2 separate regions of the Mus musculus genome follow, and region 1 is linked to region 2. The links are chromatin loops, found by intact Hi-C in ENCODE. Cell type or tissue: left cerebral cortex. All regions are shown on one strand.

Region 1 (8,000 bases), 84 kb before region 2:
GGACCTGCCCTGGTGGAGCTTCCACTTTAGACAGGAAGGCAAGCAGAAAATTGCTTACAGTGTGACAGGCACACTTGCTGCTCCCTCTGTGACAGAAGAGTGTTTAGTGCTCTCCGAGCTGAGTGCGCGCAGGCTCAGGTTGTCAGCCAGCAGCAGGGGCTTTGTGAAGGGTGTGGCTTTGAGACCTGGCCTCAGAGAGAAGTGAGAAAATAGGTCCCTGAGAGCTAAGTCCAGGGGCGTGACTTACTGTGGCTGGAGGGAAGGCCCTCGGATCTTTCCTGTATGTGTACTTGTGTAGGTGTGTAGGTTCCTGTGTGTTGCAGGTGTGTGTGTGTGTGTGTGTGTGTGTGTGTAGAGGCTCATGTATATCGAAGATGCACAGGTATGCACACACATGGGCAGAAGCCAGAGGTTAGAGGTCAGTGTCAGGGCTTTTCCCCCATCACTTCCCCGCTTTTACTTCCTAAAATATAGGCTTTAAAAGAATTATAGAGGGGTGATGGTGGCATGTGCCACCTTTAGTCTCAGCACTCGGGAGGCAGAGGCAGGCAGATCTCTGCCTCTGAGGCCAGCCTGATCTACATACTGAGTTTTAGGACAGCCAGGACTAGGTAGAGGGCCCCTGTCTCAAATATATGTGCAAGTATCTGTGGAGGCCAGAAAAAAGCATTATATTCCCTATAATTAGTTACAAGTAGCTGTGAGCTGCCCAATGTGAGGGATAGGTGGGAACTGAACCCAGGTCCTTTGCAAGAAGAACAAGCACTCTCAACTGCTGGGCCATCTCTCTAGGCTCTCTACTTTATTCTCCAAGACATTCTTTTTGAACCTGGTGTTTACCAATTCCACTGGATCGGCTGGTCAGCAAAGTCGCCGGGAATTAAACTTACAGGGATGCTGTTTGACCTAGATTCTGGGGATCTGAGTCCCAGTGCTCAGACTTACATAGCTAATTCCCAATTGAGCGCCGTGTCGTCTGGTCCTTTGTGTGCTTCTCGGATGGATTGATTGATTCCTAATTCAACTGTTTAGGGTAGGGCCTAGGATTCTGGAGTATTAATCAAGGCCCTGATTTATTTTGATATGAACCTGGGTTTGTGGCTCCACCAGCAGGAAATATAGATAATTTAGACTAAGCTATGCAGGATATCAAATGCCACACTAAGGAAGTTAGTCATTTCTTGTTCTCCACAGAGAGAGGCCACTGGAGGCTCTAGAAGCCTGGTGGGATGGTTTGGGAGGCAGAACATTGGCAGCAGCCTGAAGGAAATGAATCCAGTCAGGAAGCCCAGGCCAGTGAGCCTAGGGCCTGAAGCAGTGCAAGGGTGGAAGGTAACTAAGGGAGGCTCCGCAAGATGAGTATAGGCTAGACCAGCACAGCCTGGACCATCATAGCCTGGACCAGCACAGCCAAGACCAGCACAGCCTGGACCAGTACAGCCTTGCCGAGCATAGCAGAGCAGCCAGGTGAGAGAAGTGAAGGGAAAGGATGCCCACTGAGTCTACGGATGACTGCAGGGAGGGTCAGGATGCTTGTGGGGATCAAGGAAGGGATGGGAGCACCATTTGCACATGTTGGGATTGGAGTATCATGAGACCTCCAAGAAACCCTGGGGACCAGGTGGCTGGGTCTGGTCCAGATCTTGGAAGTGAGAGTTGCTTCTCTAAGCTGCCTCCTTCTTCCCTCCCTTCCTTCCTTGAAGGGCACAGGAGTCAGAAGCAGGGTGGGGATGGGGAGACCTTGGTAAATTTACACCTACCTTCAAGACAGTGGAAGTGGATGTAGAAAAAGGGAATCCAGGCCAGTGAGATGGCGCAGCAGATAAAGGTGCTTCCCACGCAGACCCAAGCACTTCCATTCCATCCCTGGGACCCGCATAAGTTAGAAGGAGAGGGGGCAGCCCTGCAAAGTTGTCCTCTGACCTCTACACACACACTAATAACAAAGTCAAAAGGGCTGGAGAGATGGATCAGTGGTTAAGAGCACTGACTGCTCTTCCGAAGGTCCTGAGTTCAAATCCCAGCAATCACATGGTGGCTCACAACCATCTGTAATGGGATCTGACTCCCTCTCTCTTCTGGAGTATCTGAAGAGAGCTACAGTGTAATTACATAAAGATATAAAAGGAAGGAAGGAAGGAAGGAAGGAAGGAAGGAAGGAAGGAAGGAAGGAATTGAAAAGATCCCAGGGAGGAAGCAGCTGCTCTGTCAGCCTGGACCCAGAGGAGCAGATGCTCATCCCATAGAGATGGGATCTCAAAACTAAGATTCTCTTCTTGTCTGAGTCTCCCAGAGGCAAACCCCACCCTCAGGTTCACAACATCCAGATCTGAAGCCTGGGGGGTGAGAGGGAGAAGAAACAAATGGGTCCCTGCAAGAGAGGAGGGCAACTGCTTAGTGGGAGAACCCCGACGGAGCATCCCTGGGGTCCCGGGTTCCACCCTCAGCACCAGAAAAGGAATGAAGATCCGTGAGAGAAAGCCGGAGGAGACTGACAATTTCAGCGAGCAATTGTGGTGTTTGTCATCTCCCTCACTGGACTGTTTTGAAGCAAATCCCAGACTGGTAAATATTTCAGCACGTATCTCAAGCAAGAGAAGGGTTCTTTCTTTAACAGAGTCACAATCCCATTATCATCCTTTAAGGAAAGAAAGAGTCTAACGGTAATTCCTATAGAGGGCAATTTGACGAAGCCTCAGAATGGAAGCCAGGCCAACGGTCCTTAAGCCACAGCCATCACAAACCCATGATAAGGAATTTAAATTCTCCCAAGATAATTATAGCCAAGGTGAAGAGGAGATTGGAAAGGCAGGGATTTTAGAAGCTTTTGGGGGGGGGGCCTGGGAAGGAAATGTTATTTTAAAGGGTGGTGGGAATGAGGTATAGAAACATTTGTAGAACATAAAAGAAAAACGGTTTTCTTGATTCCATTTTTCTCACCCAGGGGCCTTTAGTCATAAATAAGAAACGGGTACCAGGTCTGAAGTGAACCAAATCAGATAAAAATAACAAAAGAGGAATGGCTAAATGCAACAAAAGAGATGGACCCAGCTCATTTCCCACCCAGGCTATGCAGTTCCGTGCACTTCACAAGGAAGGGTATTTAGCCATATTGCTGTTCATCAGAGGTCTGTGAACTCCTATGAACCAATTAGTGAGGATATTGTCCCTCAGTAGCGGCAGCAGGAGAGCTAGGTTCAAAATTTACATGTCTACTTACTCTGTGATGTTGTGGGAGCCAGATGAGCAGGGAGCCGCAACCAGGAGAGACCTGCGACCTGGAGAGCCGGCCTGGATCACCAGTGATGCCCAGGCCCTGACGATCTCATCTTAAGGCCAGCAGGAGCAGGACTCCTCCTTCTCTGCCCTGGGCCTGTATGTTCCAGAGCACGTACATGGCCTTTTGGCTCCACTTCTGCTACTCTGAGGTAGTCATCACCAGTTTTCGGGTTATAGGTTAAATTTCCTCTCTGAGTAAGGTCATGTCCAGATAGCAAGCACCTCAGGTCCTTTTCATGCAAATAAAATATTCCCTTCACTGTGGCCTTGGCCAGTGATGCACATTCTCTCTGAGTGCCCCTACTCACTCCCCAAAAGTTTAAATAGCATTTGTGCTCCTCAACTGAATGAGTTGCTCAGTAAAGCCTGCCTCCAGAGTCTGTTCGTTTTGTTTTGTTTTGTTTTGTTTTGTTTTGTTTTGTTTTGTTTTTTCAAGACAGGGTTTCTCTGTGTAGCCCTGGCTGTCCTAGAACTCACTCTGTAGACCAGGCTGGCCTCGAACTAAGAAATCTGCCTGCCTCTGCCTCCCAAGTGCTGGGATTAAAGGCATGCACCACCATTGCCCAGCCAGAGTCTGTTCTTGTTGGGCTCACAACAGCCTGAGGTTTCTATCACCTCCAGCCATTCCTGCCTTGATTTCCCATTTAGGCCACCAGTCAATTCCCTGGCATCGTGCCAATCAGGGAAGAGGAGCAGGTGGCACTGTTACTCTTTAATATTGGGCAAGTTAGAGCCTCTCTCTGAACTGATTTGTGAACCGAAGGTGGTAGACTCCAGATTTGATGCGCCAATAAACTACCTAATAAAGCGGTGTGCAGCTCCTGGGGTTCAGAACGTGTTCCTGGGACTTGGCTCGGTGTTCCGTGGCATCTGCAGAACGCTCCAATAAGCTCAATGAAAGGTGCCATGGAGACGCCTTGTGCTTATTATGCCGGTTCGTGCCTTGGAAAACAGTCAGGACTGTATTCTACGGACCCCTGGAAAGAAAACGGAAGGCAGCCCTTGGGGAGCCCCTAGGAGGTGGCTAGGAAGGCGTGCTGTCCGGATGCCGCTTCCAGCCATCCACAGATGGGCTGGGTTGCCCAAAGCCCAGGAAACAAATTGAACAAATCAGCTAAAATGACTGTCCAGTGTCCCGTTTCCACACACCATGGCACAGAAAGGGATTTGGTGGGTGGTTGCCAGGGACCGGGGACTGCAATGAAGCTAGAAGAGCGGGGCCTGACCGAGCATGCCGGATGTTGCTGTCCTCTGTTTCTGGATCCTGGGACAGGGGCCTGTGGAATTGTGTATGTCCAGAGCCTTAAGAACTGGTGTTGGAGAGGAGCCAGACAGAGTAGGCGAGAAACAAAACAGACTCTGTCCTATGTGCAGAAGAGAAGCCCTTTTCCCGAGTGAGTCTTGCTTCTGACAGGCTGCGGCATCTGGAGAGAGGAGACTCGACTCCAGCTGCTCCTGCTTCTATTTCTAGTTCCTCCAGTGGGCCTCGCCGGCTCCCATCACCAGGTCTCTTGCTCATCCAGCCCTCATCCAGGAAGGCAGCTAGCTCTTTGTCCCTGCCAGCCTCTGCTTAGAGCTTGGTGCTGACCGCTGCCCTCCCCTGCCTGCCTGTTTCCAACAAACTGCTGCATTTCAGACCCTTAAAAACAAAACAAAGCTGTACTGGCCACCACAGCTCTTTATGTACTTGTCTCTTCTTTTAATTTAAAAATTAAAATTTTATTTACTTTTATTTTTTAGTTTCTAACCTTTGTCTTTCCTCCTTTCTCTCTCTCTCTCCCCTCCCCCTTTCTTTTCTTTTCTTTCTTTCTGCCTTCCTTTCTTTCTTTCTTTCTTTCTTTCTTTCTTTCTTTCTTTTTTCTTTTTTTAAATCCCTTTGAGACAGAGTCTCACGTAACCCAAGCTGGCCTCAAACTTGCTTTGCAACCAAAGATGACCTTTAAGTTATGATTTTAATGACCCCTCCCTCCACTCCTCTGGCTGCTCCACCATGCTGGGTTGGGGATGGAACCCAGAGCTTCATGCTTTATAGGGGAATCACATCCTCACCCCTGGTTTTTGTTGTTTTGTTTTGGATTCAGGTATCACTGACCTGGTGATCCTCCTGCCTCAGTTGCTCGTGCTGAGGCTTGACTGTGTTTCTACTCAACAAGCTGTGTGTGTTGAACCGGGCTGGGTTTTGGACTTGTTGGCTCTCACATCCTTTTCTGTAGAAAATTAGAATCCTGTTGAAGCCAATGATGGTTCCCGAAGACAGCTTCTGACACTTCCGAGTTCTCTCCAGCCAGCTCTAGCCCTTCCTTATTTATACTTGTGATGGACAGCTAGCTGCTTTCTCTCTGGCCCAGTGGTCTATGTTGGTCATCCCTACAGTGAGCCAGCTGAATGAAAGAGTTCTAGCAAGAACAGGTAGGCACCCACCAGTTTTCCCACCCACTTGTCTATATGGCAGCCTGTAGGTCTCTGCTTTGGAAGCTGCCCTGAAAGCCCTTGGCTCACAAGGTATCTGCCGGATAACTCTTGTAGGGATGTTGGGACCTTGTGGCACTTGGTAATAGAGGAGACCAGTGGAGTGGAGTAGTTGTGTCTAGGGCGAGAGGAGGCTGGAGCACTCCACTCACAGAGCCCAGCACAGATCCATCAGGACAGTGGCTTTTCAAATGTGGTCCCAGCTGGCGCTCTGTGCACTTCCTGGGAACTGGGTCAGAGCACCACACACATCAGACCTACTGGAGCAGAAAGTGATGGCTGAACTCGCCCCCGGCACTTGAGATGCCTGCCCAGGTTTCTGACCCTCTGCTCTCTGCTCATCCCTCCAGCATTAAGACAGGTTTCAGCCCAGAAAGGTCACCCTGCTGCTTTTTCTCACCCTTGAGCATCTTCTCTCTCGCGGCAGCCGGTCTGCAGATTACTGCTATTTGCTTTCCTTTAAAATGTTTCAGAATTGAAAATGAGCTTATCAGAGGTTATTACATTACCATGGCAACCTGGCAGCCGACAACAAAGAAGCAGGCAGCGCACGTAGCTATCGGTCTCAGTGGCACTAAAGTAATTGTGGATTTTCTTACCCAGAGGTCACTGTATGTAGATATAGCCTCTGGTTCTCCTGTCTCATCCTCCTTTTCCCCCTTTTCCTCTTTGGCCCTTGAGTCCTCTGTCATCTTGCTGTAAGCAACACATGTTCTAATTCTTCCAGATTCTCCCAGAGGCTAATGTATGTAGCATCTCCTTTGAAAATAATAATATCATTGTTCGAGAGGCTGATGAGAAGAGGAATGGTGACTGAATTTTTTTCCTCACATGAATGGCATATGCAAATTTTCTTGGACTGGAAAGATGTCTCAGAGGTTCGCAGCACTTAATGTTTCCTGAGGACCCAAGTTCAGTTCTCAGCACCCTTGCCAAGTGGCTCACAACTGCCTGTGACAGTTCCAAGGGACTCACACCCTCTTCTGGTACACACACACACACACACACACACACACACACACCAATTAAGATTTAAAAATAAGCTGGGCACGCAGTAATGATGTACGCCTTTAATCCCAGCACTTGGGAGGCAAACGCAGGCAGATTTCTGAGTTCGAGGCCAGCCTGGTCTACAGAGTGAGTTTCAGGACAGCCGGGGCTACACAGAGAAACCCTGTCTCAGAAAAAAAAAACAAAAAACTTATAAATATTTAATTTGTTTTCTTAGCCTGATTAATATATATCCTGCAGGAACATTTATGAATACAATATAAAAATCAAGTGGTATGAAATGACATACATTAAATGTGAGACACATTTCTGTAATCTCAGCACTTGGGAAGCAGGGGGAGATTAGGATTTCAATTCTAGCCTTAGCTGGCCTGGGCTGCATGAGACCTCGTCTCTACAACACAGAATAATACATAACAAAATAAAATAAACGGGCCAAATCTTGGGCTGGGTGTGATGGTGCTCATCTGTAACCCCAGTCCTGGGGGAGTTGAGCCAGGAGGACCAGACTGGACTATATGGCCAGAGTCCCTCTAACCAGACAAAGCAACCCCATGAAGTCTCGTCCAGACTGTAGGTGCTAAGTCTCCTTCCTGGAAAGGCCCTTTCCCTATTTCTTGGTCATCCTTGCTGGGTTCCTGTGTGCTCTGTGAGGATGTTCCTCTACCTCCTGTACCTGGCTCCTTTCCTTCAATTTACCTTAAGGATCCTTCCTTCTCCAGCATTCAGAACTGCCTCCCGCTTCCTGGTTTATGCTTTTCTGTGTTTAGACAGAATCTCACTGCAGTTCAAGCTGCTCTCAAACTCAAAATCCTCCTGTCTCAGCTAGTATTACAGGCACATATCACCACACTTGGCCTAGTCCATACATTTTATAAGCTACATGGTCCACAGTAAAGATGCCCCACCATCTGTCGAACAGTCCCCTGTGGGTGAATGTGTGAGCTGTTTCAGGTCTTTCCTTATTGATAATTTTGTTCTCATTTTTATAGCTGGAAAACCTGTGACTCAGAGAAAGAAGTGCCCTGTTAACATTTTCAGAGAAAATATAGGCATCCTCTGCATTGCTTAGCTACAAAATATAAAAATAAAGGTAGAAGCCAGGCATGGTGACACACGCCTTTCATCCCGCACTCGGGAGGCAGAGGCAGGCAGATTTCTGAGTTCAAGGCCAGCCTGGTCTTCAGAGTGAGTTCCAGGACAGCCAGGACTACACAGAGAAACCCTGTCTCGAAAAACCA
Region 2 (8,000 bases):
GTCTTTGGGTCCTTCATTGTCTCTTTCTGAGATTTGGTTTCTTCATCCCTGAACGGCCAAGCATCTCTCCCTTTCCAGAGAAGGCTCTGTGCCCGGCATTAGTTAGTTAATGTACAGAAAGTGGGACCTGTTTGCTGTATGTGGCATCGGGAAGTCTGTTAGTGTCTCTGGGCTCAGCCTTGCCATCTGTGCGGCTTTGGCTGGCATGGGTCTAACCGTCCCAGCTTGAGCAGGGCTTGCTAGAAGAGGATGCTTGCAGCAAAGGACAGGGGTGTGCTGGGTCACTGTGAGCCCTGGCATCTCTGTGCCACAAAGCTGGGCTGGGGAGTGTGCACAGGAGATGGTCTGGCTTTCTGGATATAAACCATAAGACCTAGAGAGAGAAGGTTACTTGCCTAGGGTTTCCTAGGTGACAGCCAGGGATGGGCTATAGGGCTCTGAATTCCACATTTATAATCTGGTGCTCTTGGAGTCTTAAAGCCCTGCAGAGGCCCCACTGTGAACTACAGCTGCAGTTTGAAGTCCTCCTGCCCCTCTGTGGCCCATCAGACTTCACAGCATCTCAGGCCTCCTGTGCATTTTCCATCTCTCTAAGGAAAACCTTTCTGGCTCTCTGGGGAAGGGCCCCATCGCCTTTGAGGGGCCTCAGTTTCTTCATCTATAAAGGACAGCAGTGACTCATGGCTCCCTGGATGTCCCAAGAGGATGGACACGGGGTACTTCACACATCAGGACTTAATAAATGTGGGCAGGGCAGAGCCAGACCTAGGCTGAGGTCTGGCCTCCTCTAGCGCAGGTGGTTCATGCCCTGTGACACACGGGTGAAACTGTAAAATGGACTTGGAGCTAACAGGGCCAAGGAGAAGCTGGAATCCCATCCTTTTAGGGAGACCTGTTGTCCAAGGCCTCATTCCACTGGGAAGCCTAGAGTCAAGTCACAGCCTCTTTCCTATGCTAATCCTAATGCTTACTCTATTGACACTCATTGTACAATTCATGTTTCCTCTTCTCTGGCTCAGACAAGAAGTCCTGACTCCAGTTTCATAGGCTGAAGTGCTGTGTCGAGCCGCGTTCTGAGGTCCAGTGTTGACTTCATGGGAAACAGTGCTGTGATAGATTCATAATGTCTGCTCCGGACAGAAGCTTAGCAAGCATTATCTGTGTGCTATGAGTTTGTCATTCCTGATCTGTCCAGACTTTCTTTCTTCCCTGTGTGTGTATGTGGGTGCCATGGGAGGTGGGAATGAAGGAGAAAGACCCAGGGCAAGTTGGCCAAGCTAGGACTGTCCCCACCAGTCAGCCTGCCTGTGAGCATGGCGCTTGTGGCTAGCCTGACTAAGGGACTAGGCAGTTAGGGAGAATCCCAGAGCAGGAAGCCAGAAGCCCTGTGTTTCCATTCCTTGCTATGGGACTTTGGGCCAGTGACTTCCCCCTAGGACTACTGAGAGTTCTAGAAAGAAGAAGCTGGAAGCGAGAAGAAATTGAAAGATTGTGGTTTGTTTCTTCCTGTTCTGGTCCCTAGAGTCCTCACTACAGGACCCTGCCTGGGGTTCGGTGGGGCAGGGGATGTCCCGGATGGCTGGAGGGTGTCCGCTAGCTATTGGTGATGGTAGACGTGGATCTTTAGGCATCCTTGGGCTGCTGGACCGTGCAGCCAGCACAACTGAAATGGATACTGGGGGCTGGACCCATGGTTGCAGTAGCATCAGGAAGCGTGGGAATCCTGCTAGGGCCTGATAGCTTCTCCCAGGCCACTCTGCCCAACTTGTGGCCTCTGCTTGAGTTTATCTGATGTCAGTATCCACACGTTAGGTTCTCCAGAGCTGGACCACAGCCGAGTGACCCACTGTATCTGTTTCCTGTCCTGAAGTGGGTGGAACTTTTATTCCTACTATGTGGAAGAAGAGCGGGCGCTCCGAGAAGTTAAGGTGGCTGTAGCCATCCAGCTAGTGAGATATGGGTCTGGATGTCTGCAGTCTCGGGGACTGTGGGTATCTGGTTCCTGCTGAGTGTCCCCACCGCGGCTTGTATCTCTTTTAGGCAGAGTACAGGTTCCCTGACTTCTTGGGTTTGTAATCGTGGCTGGTGGGTATTCGATGGTCCAGTTGCATGATCTCCTGGTAGTGGTAAGGCCTAGGAAGGCAGTTGGCTCTGGGTCTGAATTCTGACATGGCAGCCCTTTTGCTGAATCTGGAGGTGGGGAAGATGACTGCTCTGTGCCTCAGTTTCCCCAATCTGTGTAGCTCTAGCATATCTCTGAGAAGGTGGCCTGTCTATCGGGCGTGCTAGTATGTGTCCAGTGCTTGGGTGTTTTCATGCTGTGAGGGAAGGTGATTCTGTGGTGAGCCAGAAAGGCAAATTGATCTGGAAGCCCTCTGGGCTGGCATCAGCGGCCTTGGTCTGTGGTTATCTTGGCCTGTGCATCTAGGAAGGATTGCATTGATTGCAGCCTGCCAGCTCCATCTAGCTACTTCGAGGCCGGCTCCCACCCCTCCTTATCCCTCTTAGAACCTGATCACATGTCCATTCCATGACCTACAGTGCCCAAGAATCTCCTTACCTTGTGGGGGTCCTCCCTATGAGGTATCTGTTATCTGGGCAGTGGGTGCTTCCCATGCTGGCCTGGGTACAAGCTACGTTTCCCTTGTTTCTGGAGGCAAATGGAGGCTCAGAGAGGGGCCGGGCCTCTGCATGTCTCCTGGAGATGTCCCCAACCCAGACAGTTCCTTCCTCAGGCCCAGCCTTTCTTCTCTGTTGTGTCTCTTTTGTGGGTTACGCCGCAGGCGCTCTGAGCCACTGGCTGGTTTCCTGTCTGCTTTCGCCTGTACAGGTCCTGCATTCCTGGGATGGTCCCCTGTTCTGTTATTGGGGCTGTGTCTGACACAAGGTCTTGCTCTAGAGCCTCGATTGAGCTGGAACTCATCTTGTGGCCCAGACTGACCCAAGTGACCTCCTACTTCTGTTTTCTGAGAACTGCAATTCCAGGATCCTCCATCACAGCTGGCTTGGTACCCTACTGTTGAGCAAGCTCTCCAGGAGCTAAAGTATCCCTGGCTCTCCCCTCACCTTCTGTCTTTCCCCTGCGCCTCCTCTACCCTTTCTCTGTCATCCCTCGAGGCTCCATCCATGGCAGACCCCACCTCCAGGCTGGTTTTCTCTGCTTCTAAGGGAATATGTGGTAATTACCACTCCCAAGGGTACAGCACTTTATAGTTTACAAAGCACTTCTATGTAGTTACCTGTGCACCCCAGCAGGGCTGTGAGGGAGACAGAACCCAGAGATCACCTTCATTTGACAGATGAGGAAGCCGGCCTCAAGTTGGGCACCTGTTGGGTGCTCTCCCTGCTGGGGCAGCTAGGACACCCCTATTCTCCTGAGTCTTGAGTCTGTCTTCCCCTATGAGTGCCTAGATGGATCAGAGAGGTTAAGTGACTTGCCTGGGGTCACACAGTACTGAAGAGGTGAAAGTCGGAAGTTTCTTCTAAGGATTCAGTGAGAGGCAGATCATGCCCATCTACCCACCTGTCTGAAGAGACCCTCTCAGGTGGCTGGATGATTGGCAGGAGACAAGGTCTCACTGAGATGGCTCCTCCATCTGTCACCCTGGGCAGGGTGGGACTCCTGTACTGCCCAAGTGGCCCTGCTGTGCCCTGTGGACTTTGCTCTGAGCTGTACCTAGTCCCTAAGGGAGGCTGAAGCTGGCCCTGCCCCACCTGCCCCTGCTGGCCATCCAGGTAAATGGCTTCTCCCTTGTCCCTGTCAGGAGGCCGCAGCTTTTCCTCTTGGACTGGCTCCCTTATACCAGTAGGAAGTTTGTCCTTGGTGGTCAAGGTGGCAGAAAGAGGAGACTGTCTGGGCAGGGAATGGTGTGATGGAAGGGTTGCTGGTGGGGCAGCCTGGGACCCACAGGGGCCTTGTGGGTAGGATGGGTTCTCAGGATTTGCATCCTTCACCCTCCCCCCACCCCTCCAGGTGTTCCCAAGGCCCGGAACCAGATGAGCCACTGTTCTATTTGGGGACAATTCTGCTGTTCCCATTTCAATCCTGTGCCCTAGTTTTAGAAGCAACGTGGGTTTGGTTACCAGTTGGCCATTTGCAGGCAGCTCATTCCCCCCAACTCCCCAAACTCTGCCCACACCTTAGCTCCATGGGCATCGTGGTCAGAATAGGCCTTGGCTACCTTTGGTGTTGCCTGGGCCTCTGCTCCTGGGCTCCTGGCAATGTCTATGATTAGCAGCTGATGGTGTCAGAGCCAGGGACAGGATGTAGACCTGGTGGGGTGGGGTGGGGGAGGGGCACAGGAGGCTGCTCCAGGTTTCTGAGGGGAGATGTACTCTGGAGGACAGAGCATTGTGATCAGTCTAAGGGGCACTGAAAGCAATGCTCTGGAGCCAGTTACAGACCCTGCTGACCCTGCTGTTTTCTCTGCTGTGAGCTAGGTACCACAGGAGTGATGGCAGCCTAACAATGCCAAGGAGGGTTCGGAAAGGAAAGTCACCCAGGTCTTCAAGGGTGAGCAAGAGATCCTGAGAAGGAGAAGCACCGGTGAGGGCATGCTAGACAGTGGGAACCCAGGAAGTAAAGTGTGTGCATGCGTGCGTGCGTGCGTGTGTGCCTGCAGGAGTGTGCATGTGCGTGCTCGCATGCATGCATAGCCTGGGGCTGTGGAGCTTTGGTTCATCCTGCACACTCGGAGTGTTGTGGGAGTAAGGCAGGCAAAGTGGTGGAGAACAGAGAAGGATGAAGTGGAGCTGGGGCTTTGTCAGGGGTCAGAGCTCCTGACTGGGCCGAGGACAGAGGCCAGCCTTCTGAGGAGCCGCATCAGGGCCTTGTGATGTAGCCTGTGAGCTTGTTATGAGCCCTGCAAGATGGGGTTGGACCCGGTGCCCTCTGTGGACACCCCAAGCATACGCTGTTTACACACAGCCTTATGGGATGGGAGGCCCCTGCGAAGATGGGTGTGTCTAGTTCTGTGGGTCATGCCTGGTTCAGGCAGTGTAGCCTTGCTGCAGTAGCCCAGGGAGTCCTGCTGAGTGGCTGTGTCTGGGATATCAAGAATGGGGGTTGGGGAGGGCAGAGAGGGTTGTCACAGTTCTCTCTTACTGCATCTCTTGGTAAAACTGCCCCTCAGGAAATGGGGGGAATTCTATGGTGGGTACCCCAGGCACCTAAGGTGGACTCTGGTCCAGGTCCCAGCTTCCTTCCTTTTGGATGAGCCTCCCAGGCACAGTCTACCCTCTCTTAGGCTCCTGATGGTCTGAGAGCACTCTACTCTGGGACCAACAGGTCTGGCTTTGAAACTTCACATCGATTCCAGCTGAGAGAGCTTGACTAAGGGAGTTTGCCTTCCCGAGCCTCAGTTTCTCCCCTCACAGAAATAGAGGCTGTCCTCTGGAGGGTTGTATCCAGAGTTGTACAGTCCTGGGAGAGCCTGGCTCAGAGCCACGGCCTTGCTGGGCTGCCAAGGGGCAGCTTCCGGGCGCCCTCAGCTCTTAGCTCCAAGGACAAAGCCCCTTTGTGGGGAGACAGATGGAGCCTGGGAGCCCCCTCCCTGGGGAGCAGGGCTGTGTGTTCCTCCTCTGCACGCCATCCCTTGGGAGAAGGAGCTTTCTGAGGTCAAGGGTGGGAACCCAGCGGGGTGCACAAGCTGGCTGTTCTGACTGGGAAGCTCGGTGTCTCTTTCTGTCTCAGCCAGTACTCGGGGGTCCCAGGCATCCCTGGAGCCTACTGTGGGTTCCCTGCACATCCAACATTCATCCTTCCATTTAGCCATCCGTCTTTCTGTTTGTCCTTCTTCCTTCCGTCCTTTTCCCCAGGCACTTTCCCCTTACTGGGCCTGTGCTCTTTGGCTACACCATCTGTTCTGTTCTGAAGGTGTTCATAACTGTCCCAGCTATGCACAGGGAGTGTTAATGCAACACTTACCAGCAAGTGTCCGCTGGGAGTGAGTAGAAGTGGCCCTGTCCTCATCCCGAGATTGCTGCCATAAGAGTGAAGGTTCAGGCCAGGAAAGAGGAATGGAGGCCCTCTGGAAGGGTTGAGGGGTCCTTAAGTCCCCTGGAAAGGTTGCTTTTGAACTGAGACTGGGAGAGAGGAGAGTTGGCTGGGGTGCGGCCATTGAAATGCCTATTGGAGCAGGAGACATGCGTCCTGAAGACCCAAGGAAAATGAGGGAGTCATGGAGAATGGAGGGGAGGGGTGGAGTAAACTCTGGGCAGAGAATGACCTGTGCTAGGGCTCTGAGGCAGGAGCAGCATGTGCAAGGGTCCTGGGGCAGGAGCATGCTGTTTCCGGGGGTGGGGGATGGGGTTGTGTGTTCAACTGACCTGTGCACTGGAGGGAAGTGAGGGGAAGGTGAGGGCTTGTGTGGTTCCCCAGTGGGGACTCCGGGCCTTTTGTTTAGGGAGTAAGACCCATGAGGAGGTCACAGGCTGAAGGGTTCAGCTCAGCATCTCTGCTCCAGAATGATGGTGCATGGGAAAGAAAGGGAAGTGGGTTCAGGGCGTTCAGGCAGTGTTTGGAGCTGGGACTGACAAGGTCTGGAACCAGGCTACTGAGGGTAGGAAACCAAGGCTAAGCATGGCTTCTCCATGGCCAGGATCACAGTGGGGCAGGGCTAGGTTTGGGCTCTCAGGGCCAAGGTGACCTATGGCATTATATAGACCCTGGCTCCCAAATCCCAGACAGCAATATTAAAGTACACCCATTTCTGCCTTGGGAAATGGAGTCTGCCCAGTATGTCTCTGGGCTTGAGAAAGCTTGACTCCAACCTGCTATGGGAGCTGAACCTCAGTTTCCATTTGCTGTTCATGGTGTCTCCTTCCCAGCCCTGAGGGGAAGGCCTCCACATTGCAGGTGTGTGACGGCCTGCCCATCCACAGCCCGGCTGGAGCAGGGCTGGCGCTTTCAATATCTCAGCACCTTGGGGTCAAAGGTTCCTGCAATCAGAGCCAAAGCGTCTCTCCACCTGGGGAAGCAGCCCAGAAGGGCACCACAGTTTGCAGGAGGCCTCCTAACCTGGCAGAACAGGTCAGCACTGTGAATCAGGTCGCTTACAGCCTAGTCCCGGCCTCCTCCCACCCCCTCCCGGCTCAGCTCACTTCCTGGCTTCGTCCTCTCTCTCTGCACAGGCAGGGGTTCGCAGCCTCTTGACATTGTAACACAACATTGTCTCTATGTGGCTCACGCTCCAAGGAGTCTTTTGAATTCTAAAAACAAACAAAACAGGTATGTGTGTGTGAAATCTTGCTGAAAGTAAGTTACAACTTTGTGTGAGGTTGCATCCTGGCTGGCTTGGGGCTCTGCAGCCTGAGGCGTGCAGGTCAGGGGCTGAGATCCTGCAGTGAGCAACAGGGCCAGTCTGTCTGTCCTGGGCTTGAGGTGTGAGCCCCACTTTTCACTTACTTAGCTTGTATCGTCCCTCCATCAGGGCCAGCTGGAGCCTGCAGGCTCTCCCCAGTGGCACTGGCAGAGCCGGTTTGAGGCTTTTCAGCCCCCAGCATGCCTGTACTGAGAATGCAGGACCAGGCGTGTTCTGGCAGCCGGGGCCCTTGGATCAGCTCCCCCCCAACCCCCACTCCTGCTTCACTCCTTACTCGGCAGACGCCCTCCCCCCACCTCCCACCCAGCTCCTGGCCCAGGCCTGTGCTGGGTGGAGCTTGGGGATTGGAGTTGCTTTCTATTTTACATTGCCTGAGTAAGTTGAGTGGTCAGAGCCTCTGCTGGGGCTTCATGCAGGGAGAGCAGGGGTGGGGCTTAGCCTTTGGGGATGGATAGACCTGTGGCCTAGGCTACCTCTTCTTCCTGGGGAGGCCTAGGTGGGTCCACCACCTACCTAACCACCCAACCACCTGTCCATCTACCTGTCTGTCCACTCATCTACCCTGCTGTCTTCCATCTGTCTGTCTATCCGTCCATCCATACATCCACCTACTTTTCCTGCCTGAGGACTCCAGTGGGGCCCATCCATATTCACATCTACCCATTTCCCTACCCGTCT

What was found. Peaks named below come from ENCODE experiments on the same cell type or tissue, not always from the same donor. Only the 100,000 strongest peaks of a DNase experiment are listed, where the experiment ranks them.
Region 1: it touches region 2 in a loop (4-fold over the local background); 2 of 42 quality-filtered maps call a loop at or near these places.

The regions. Positions count from the first base shown.
Region 1 is chr2:157,343,352-157,351,351 of GRCm38, forward strand. It overlaps Ghrh (growth hormone releasing hormone), which reads right to left and starts at 3,304. Exons shown (of 5, transcript NM_010285.3): 1 at 3,221-3,304. In left cerebral cortex, no CTCF peak of the experiment used is centred here; DNase peaks (open chromatin) are centred at 4,213, 4,623, 6,002 and 6,194; H3K27ac peaks cover 2,353 bases.
Region 2 is chr2:157,427,170-157,435,169 of GRCm38, forward strand. All of the region lies in intron 1 of Src (Rous sarcoma oncogene), which reads left to right. Among named protein-coding and RNA genes, the nearest start is that of Src, 6.9 kb to the left of the region's middle. In left cerebral cortex, a CTCF peak has its summit at 3,245; DNase peaks (open chromatin) are centred at 115, 2,830, 4,036, 4,726 and 3 more places; H3K27ac peaks cover 6,647 bases.